Linked DNA regions of Homo sapiens: region 1 is linked to region 2. Evidence: chromatin contacts called from ENCODE Hi-C or POLR2A ChIA-PET data. All regions are on one chromosome and are shown on one strand. The core of a region is the stretch at or near the end of the contact, and the rest is flanking DNA. Distances in the headings are between cores, read along the strand shown. Region 1 overlaps SPTBN1 (spectrin beta, non-erythrocytic 1). Region 2 overlaps SPTBN1 (spectrin beta, non-erythrocytic 1).

What was found. Hi-C counts contacts between places; a loop is a spot of excess contacts on that map. ChIA-PET counts read pairs that join two places held with the same protein, here RNA polymerase II (POLR2A). Pooled maps may share reads with other maps.
Region 1: a loop to region 2 is called in a map of endothelial cell of umbilical vein, with 6 times the contacts of the local background. The contact joins two enhancer-like sites. A Hi-C loop is called at or near these places in 46 of 168 maps with a recorded cell type or tissue (B cell, CD4-positive, alpha-beta T cell, CD4-positive, alpha-beta memory T cell and 29 more), 37 of 37 single-sample maps with no recorded cell type and 30 of 50 pooled maps. POLR2A ChIA-PET finds 5 or more read pairs at or near these places in 6 of 52 experiments (GM12878, HepG2, Panc1 and 3 more).

Annotation. Positions count from the first base shown.
Region 1 is chr2:54,632,970-54,636,586 of GRCh38, reverse strand. The region is part of intron 17 of SPTBN1 (spectrin beta, non-erythrocytic 1); the gene reads right to left. Among named protein-coding and RNA genes, the nearest start is that of SPTBN1-AS2, 45 kb to the left of the region's middle. RefSeq lists enhancers at 1,331-1,390, 1,631-1,810. Within about 2 kb of position 1,791, at least 24 of the 41 ENCODE cell types and tissues checked have a DNase peak (open chromatin) inside an H3K27ac peak, as active enhancers do; they include ascending aorta, endothelial cell of umbilical vein, heart right ventricle and 2 more, where a contact is called at or near this core.
Region 2 is chr2:54,522,883-54,526,343 of GRCh38, reverse strand. All of the region lies in intron 1 of SPTBN1 (spectrin beta, non-erythrocytic 1), which reads right to left. The region is part of intron 3 of SPTBN1-AS1 (SPTBN1 antisense RNA 1); the gene reads left to right. Among named protein-coding and RNA genes, the nearest start is that of SPTBN1-AS1, 34 kb to the left of the region's middle. RefSeq lists an enhancer at 1,455-1,624. Within about 2 kb of position 1,988, at least 7 of the 41 ENCODE cell types and tissues checked have a DNase peak (open chromatin) inside an H3K27ac peak, as active enhancers do; they include ascending aorta, endothelial cell of umbilical vein, heart right ventricle and 2 more, where a contact is called at or near this core.

The sequences.
Region 1 (3,617 bases), core at 542-3,041, 110 kb before region 2:
TGACCGGTGTCTGAAGAAACTTCCCCAGGAGAAAGAAAGATCTTAGAGTAGAGATGCATGCACCACACGGGCCCTCAGTGGCTGCTGACAATGCAGTGTCATAGCCATTGTCTGCCTGGAGAATCAAAGGGAAAAGCCCTCTGCCCCTATAGCTCCTGCAGGTACCAGTGGCTACAGAACAGTAGAAATTATACATATTTACATGTTATAACATCATATATAATTTATATTATGTAAATTACAGTATTACATACAATTATTGTAAATAAAAATATCATTAGGCATATGTTAGACACAAATAATGCCTTTTTAATTTTTTTAAGTTGAAAGGAGTTCCATAGCATCAGGAAAAGGGATCTTAATATGCTTATACCACATAGGCAAAATGCAAACGTAGAAAAATAATTATACTATAATGCTAAATGAAAATAGTTTATACATATTAAATGATATAAAACTCCAAGGCATGGGTTAGAAAGCAAACACTTAAATGGCATATGCTACAGATGGGATTAAGGGCAGTAGTTTTCCCCTTGAAAATGTCAGACATTTACTGCTTTTACAACAACAAAAAATAATAAAGGCCAGAGACATTTTATGCCATTGCCATCTATCATCAGAAACCAAAATTAAATTTAAAAAAATAAAAGATTGTTAGTGAATTTGGGCTAAAAAGAATTAGTCATCTAAGAATGTGGATGGGTTAGGAATGTCAAAAGGAAATTCCCTTCCCTCAAATTCCAGTTCTATTTCTAGGGGAGTTCAAGAACGCAAATCTTTAGAAAGGAGATAATATGAGTTGGAGTTTAGTGACAAATGCAGGAGTCCTGCCAGTAGTCAAAGGGATAAAGGATTCCATTCCCTTTGGCATGGCATCTCATTGAAGTCCTACAGTGGCAGGGAAGAATCCCAGATACTGGAAATTAACAACAGGACACACATCCTCGCCTCTCACGGAAATAACAGAAATGAAAGTAACTTCAAACACTGGAAAGATTCATTAAGGGAGAAATATGACCATACAGAATCCTGAATGTATTTCTTATATAATCAACTCTCATGCATGCCCGGCAGTTACCGGCCCAGGCAGCCTTTCTCCTATAGTGGGACCATCAAGATGGGAAGAAAGAGGCAAGGATTTAGAGTCACATGTCCAAATGACACCGATCTATGCGCAGGTGTGACAACGGCCTTCGTGTGGTGTGAAACACAGCCACACAGGCATCTGGGACTGCCGCTGACTCAGAAGACGCTTAAAAGAAGTGAGTGTGGCTTAATGGTTTACTAGTGCAACGGACATCATTCGTGGGAAGTGAAACTCAGGAAATTCTCTCCATGTTGGATCACGGATTCAATTACAGGGAAGGGCCTGAGAAGGACCTTTTAAAACTAGGGAGTAGTTTCCACAGTCTTAAAGAGTGCTTTTCCATCTCTCACTTTCTCTCCCTGTAATAAGACTCAAAAAAGCTCCCTCATCACATGAAGCAGATGCGGGTGTTCTGGTTTCTGTGAATAGTCAAGAACCCCAGGTGCCTGAGTGAAACAGCTGGGTAACTTCTGAGCCTGTTTTCCGGTGTGAGACAGGGTCTTGCTTTATGAAGCTGGATACTGTTCCTTGCTCCCCATGAACTGTGCTGTGGCTGGAATTTCCCTCTTGGTCAGGAGCTCCCTCCCTCCCTGTTCACATCCCCTGGGGCAGGCTGAGGACAGTCTCTTCCCACTCACAGGCACTTTGAAGGCCACTCATGCCCCACCCACATCTGTTAGAGTCAGTGTCTTTGTTCTGGTACTCTTTCAACAACTCAGGAAACTTCCTGAACGTAAGCACATTATAATGACTTTACATTCTAGGAGAATCGCTTCACCACAGTGTCAGGATGTTTCGAGGAGCGGGGATTATATCTGAAGGTTTAGATGTTTACTTAGTTTGTGCTCCTACAGCACCTGGAACTCACAGATGTGTGTGTTTTCATAACTGACAAGTACCCTCTAGGGTCAGTTTCAATTCTGTGGGCCTCTGGGGATATTAAAGTGAAATCAGAATTCAGTTAACATCAATGGAGAAAAATAAGAAAATGTAGTTCTCCTGATGGCAGGTCATCGGAAAGCTCCCTCCTTCCATCTTTATTATGCTTATTGATAGTACAGGGTTATCTTTACGTTTCATTTTTAAAACTGAGGAATCCTAAGGAAGCTCTGGAACACCAGTAGCCCAGGCTCTTGGTCAAGGGCAAAATGAAGGTTAAGCCACAACTGAGGGCTGCTGCTGCTGAAACGTTTTATCATATCCAGGAGTCTAGACAGCATCATCTGCTTCCAACAGCTTTGTGCAGTTGCAGCACTGGGGACATAAAAAGAAACCGAGGAAGCAGCAAGGCAGCTGCATGCCTGCCTGAATGCACACATCCCTAACAGCCAAGCCCGCCTGCAGGAAACCAGCTGTGTGCATCTAACATGGAAGTACATAGGATATCTTATTTACAAAATACTCAGAGTTAATATTACAAAAAAAGGAAATTCTTTTTCCCTAGGTTATGAATGCTTTGCCCAATTGCTGTTTCTCATGCTCATTTAAGGAGGGTTTGGTGGATTTATTTTTCTTTTTTGCAGCTGTTTTAAAAGCAACAGATACAAAATTATAATTAACATAAGTTATTCTCTATTCCACAATACCACCCTAGAACATATAGTTCAGCCTGGGAATCAGCTCAGAAAAAAAGATTGGAAGTGGTAAAGACAGGAGCTCAATCTTTATTGGAAACAGAGTAATCCCCTCTCCACCCATCTTATTTTAAGTCAACCTGACCAGGGGTCCCAGGAAACCCTCTCAGATGTGGTAAGCAAAGGAATATTTTTCCTTTCCAACACACTTGAAGGCCAGAAGAGAGGCAGAAAGGAAGGGCTTGTTTTTTGATTACATCAGTCTCACAGCAAGCCCTTAAATTCAACCCAAACTGGAACAGGGGCTAGTGATTGATCCAGTGGCTGGCCCAGACTGGCCTGTGCTAGTGCATCCAACCCCTGATCTGCCCCAACCTCCAACTTAAGTAACCGGGGCAAGGCAAGAGTAAGGAGTGAGTCAAAGAGTTAGGGTCAAACAGAGTCCACTGGCCTCCAGCCGGGGAGGAAATCTTTCAGACAGACAGACAGACACACACACGCACACACACACACACACGTAAATAAAAAAATAATTTTAAACAAGAAATGAAGAAAGTGTATCCAATCCTGGAGATGCCCTGGCAGAAGAGGAAAATAACCTTTGCTCTTATTTACCTCTCCATCATGAAAAAGATCCTATTACAGCACTATCCAAGCCAATTTTCTAAAAAAGTCCAGGTAATGTTCCTTTGTAGCTTTGCCAGGTACTCAGAACAAGCAAGCTTCACCCTCCCTTCCCACTCTCCTGACAGGCTTCTTTCTCATGGATGAAGGGGAACACGGGCTTGGCTGGGAATACCTGGCGCCAGGGGTCCTATCAGGTGACACAAGCGTGTGTTAATCCTCAAAGGGCATGGCTTACACCTGATCGCGATGCAGCACTACGGCTCTTACAGGTCCTCGGTTAAGAATTAGCTTGGCTTCTCAGGCTTTCTTTCCTTTTGTGGACACTTGTA
Region 2 (3,461 bases), core at 739-3,238:
GACGTCTGAAGTGTATACAGTCCCCACGGAACCAACTGGGATAAGAGTGAGCAGAAAATAAAAACAGTGCTTGCCAAGAATAGGTCTTCTGGAGCAATGCTGGTTTTAGGTTTTAGCACTGTCTCATAATAGATGTGTGACCTTAGCCAAGTTACTTAGTATCTCTAAGCCTCAGTTTCCCCAACCATTAAAGAGGGAAGATACTTCAGAGGTTGTTGACAGGACTGAATGAGATGATGGATACCCCCAAAATGGTGGGTTTATTCCTTCTTTCTAAAGTTTAAACTCTGCAATTTAAAAATGTTATCAGAGGGCCAGGTGCAGTGGCTCACGCCTGTAATTCCAGCACTTTAGGAGGCCGAGGTGGGCAGATCACCTGAGGTCAGGAGTTCGAGGCCAGCCTGGCCAACATGGTGAAAACCCGTCTCTACCAAAGATACAAAAATTAGCTGGGCGTGGTGGCACATGCCTGTAATCCCAGCTACTTGGGTGGCTGAGGCAGGGAGAATTGCTCGAATCTGGGAGGCGGAGGTTGTAGTGAGCCGATATCGTGCCATTGCACTCTTGCCTGGGCAACAGAGCGAGACTCCGTCTCAAAAAGAAAAAAAAAGAAATGTTATCGGAGGTAGATCAACACCTACGTGGGGCTTCTGAATGAACTCATTTATTCCCATTGTGTATCACCATAAATTATAATCTTTAAGCTTCTCCTGGAAATTCATAAAATGTTATATAAGAGAACTAGCAGATCATTTTATCTAAACATCTCACTTACATATTAGAAAACTGATGCTTAAGATTAAGATGTAAGGCCAGGCACAGTGACTCACGCCTCTAATCCCAGCACTTTGGGAGGCTGAGGCGGGCGGATCACCTGAGGTCGGGAGTTCCAGTTCAGCCTGACCAACCCATCACTACTAAAAATAAAAAATTAGCTGGGCGTGGTGGCGCATGCCTATAATCCCAGCTACTTGGGAGGCCAAGGCTGGAAAATTGCTTGAACCGAGGAGCCGGAGGTTTTGGTTGAGCCGACATCATACCATTGCACTCTAACCTGGGCAACAGGAGCAAAACTCCAATAAAAAAAAAAAATTAAGATGTAAGTGTATGGCAACCAAGGACAGTACCAGTGCATGGTAGATGCTCAATACACGCTTGCTATTCTTTATCCTGAACTGATAAGCTTTAAACACAGCTTCTCCCTTCAATATAGCTATTATTCACTCATTGAACCAAAATACAATGAAGACTTACTACGTACTCTGTGCTGGACCAGATGCTAGGGATAAAAATGAACGCAATAAGGACCTGGCTCTAGGGAAGCTTATATCCTAGTGGTAGGAGCTGGACAAAAAGCACACAAGAAAAGGCAAGATAGTTTAAATAAAAAAAAATGACAGCAGAGTCATGTGACTATTTTTAGATCTGGTGATCAGGGAAGGCCTCTCGAGTGGGTCCTGAAACTGAGAACTCAATGTCAAGAGGAATGAGTCACGCACAGATCAAGAATAATAGTGTTTCAGGCAAAGGAAGCAGCATAGCATGCAGGAGGAACGGCAAGTTCAATGTGGCTGAGTCTAGTGGGCAGCGGGAGAGACTCGGAGACAAGGTTAGGGAGGGAGGTGGGCGAGCCCAAGTGTGGCGGGAAGCAACTGCAGGATTTTAAGCTAATAACCGACACCACCCTTGAGTGTATTTGTAAAATATTCTTCCCAGGGCTGTGTGGAAAACAGATTCTAGGCGGCAATAATGGAAGCAGGGGCCACTTGGGAGGCTACTCCAGAAATGATGGCGGTGCAGCTCTGGGTGGAGAAGCGGGGATGGTTAAGAGGTGGATGTGCTTAGAGGTGGATGTGCTTTGGAGGGAGAACTGACAGGGCCTGGTGAAGGACTGACTAGACCCGAGACATTGAGAAACTGAGCTAGTGCTATGCCTGATGCCTATGGGTGTGGTTAAATGTGGTTAAATTCCCGCATATTTTAAATTTCACTGGGGGGAAACAGGCTCAGTCAGGCATATGAAGCTATCTAAGTAAGTTGTTAATCTGCAAATGTAGGAAGAAAGGAGTGAAAAGACAACACCCCTTTTAAAGTGGTATGAAGCTATCCCAAGAAAAAAAATAAATTATCAACATTTTTTTTTTTGAGATGGAGTTTCGCTCTGTCACCCAGGCTGGAGTGCAGTGGCACCATCTCGGCTCACTGCAGCCTCCGCCTCCTGGGTTCAAGCAATTCTTCTGCCTCAGCCTCCCGAGTAGCTGGGACTACAGGCGCGAGCCACCATGCCCAGCTAATTTCTGTATTTTTGGTAGAGACGGGGTTTCACTATATTGGCCAGGCTGGTCTCGAACTCCTAGACCTTGTGATCTGCCCACCTTGGCCTCCCAAAGTGCTGGGATTACAGGCGTGAGCCACCATGCCCGGCTGTTATCAACATCTTAAAACTCAAAAATTTATTGTCAGGTTTTTGTAGCTGGATGCTCACTTAGTGAAAGCCTTGTTCAGTGTGCACCAAGATGTGCACCTAGGCCAGAGTCAGCAGGCCTCCTCACCACAGCCTGCGTGCTAACCAAACCAGACACCACTCAGCAACACAGAAGGATCATTCAAGAGATGATTCTTCCCCCTCACATATGCCACCACACAAAAAATAAACAAACCCATATATGTAGAAAAGAAACATTTATCGTGCTTGAAATGCAGCTTTTTAAAAGTTCCAGCACATAACCACACATGCCACATGCAACCAAGTTTCCATAGTAAATAAGCTGAAACAAATTAACTGCACCTTAAATAAACAGTAGGCTCTTGGGTGGTACCAGCACACAACTGCCTGCTCTTTTGTCATGGCTGTTTTCTCACATGCTATCCAAGAACACAGCCAACACACCCCACATGTTCCTGAGGAAGAAGCACTGAATCCACTTTACCACTGAGCCACAACATCTGTGACTCAAACTGTCACCCATCTCTGCTCTAATAGAAAAATCCTGAATGGAAGTAAAATCCTGGATTCTCATCAGAGAGACATACTCAATCTCAATTAAGTACATTCACGGGTGTATTAATTTTCACACCTACGTTAGCAATTTATTTATGGGATTTCATAAAAACACAAAAACTTCAGAAATCTAATCGAGTAAGTATATTCCATTGAATGATCTTACAGTGGCATTTAACATTCAAAGTCATAAACCCTTCCAAAAAATGAAAATTAATAATGTCATGCAATCATCTGATCTTGAATATAGTTAACTTTCATGACTATTATCAATATCAGAGACTTTTATAAAATTCAAACTTGGAGGATTCTATCTCTAGGGAGAAAATGTGAAAGTGCTATTAATCCCAAATTCTGAAAGTACAGAAAGTAAAATTTAATCCAACCCAACCCAAGGTAAAACCCAAGCAAGGCATGCCTCTCCCCAGATAAGTTTTAGCTATTTGGTGCCACCTGCTGA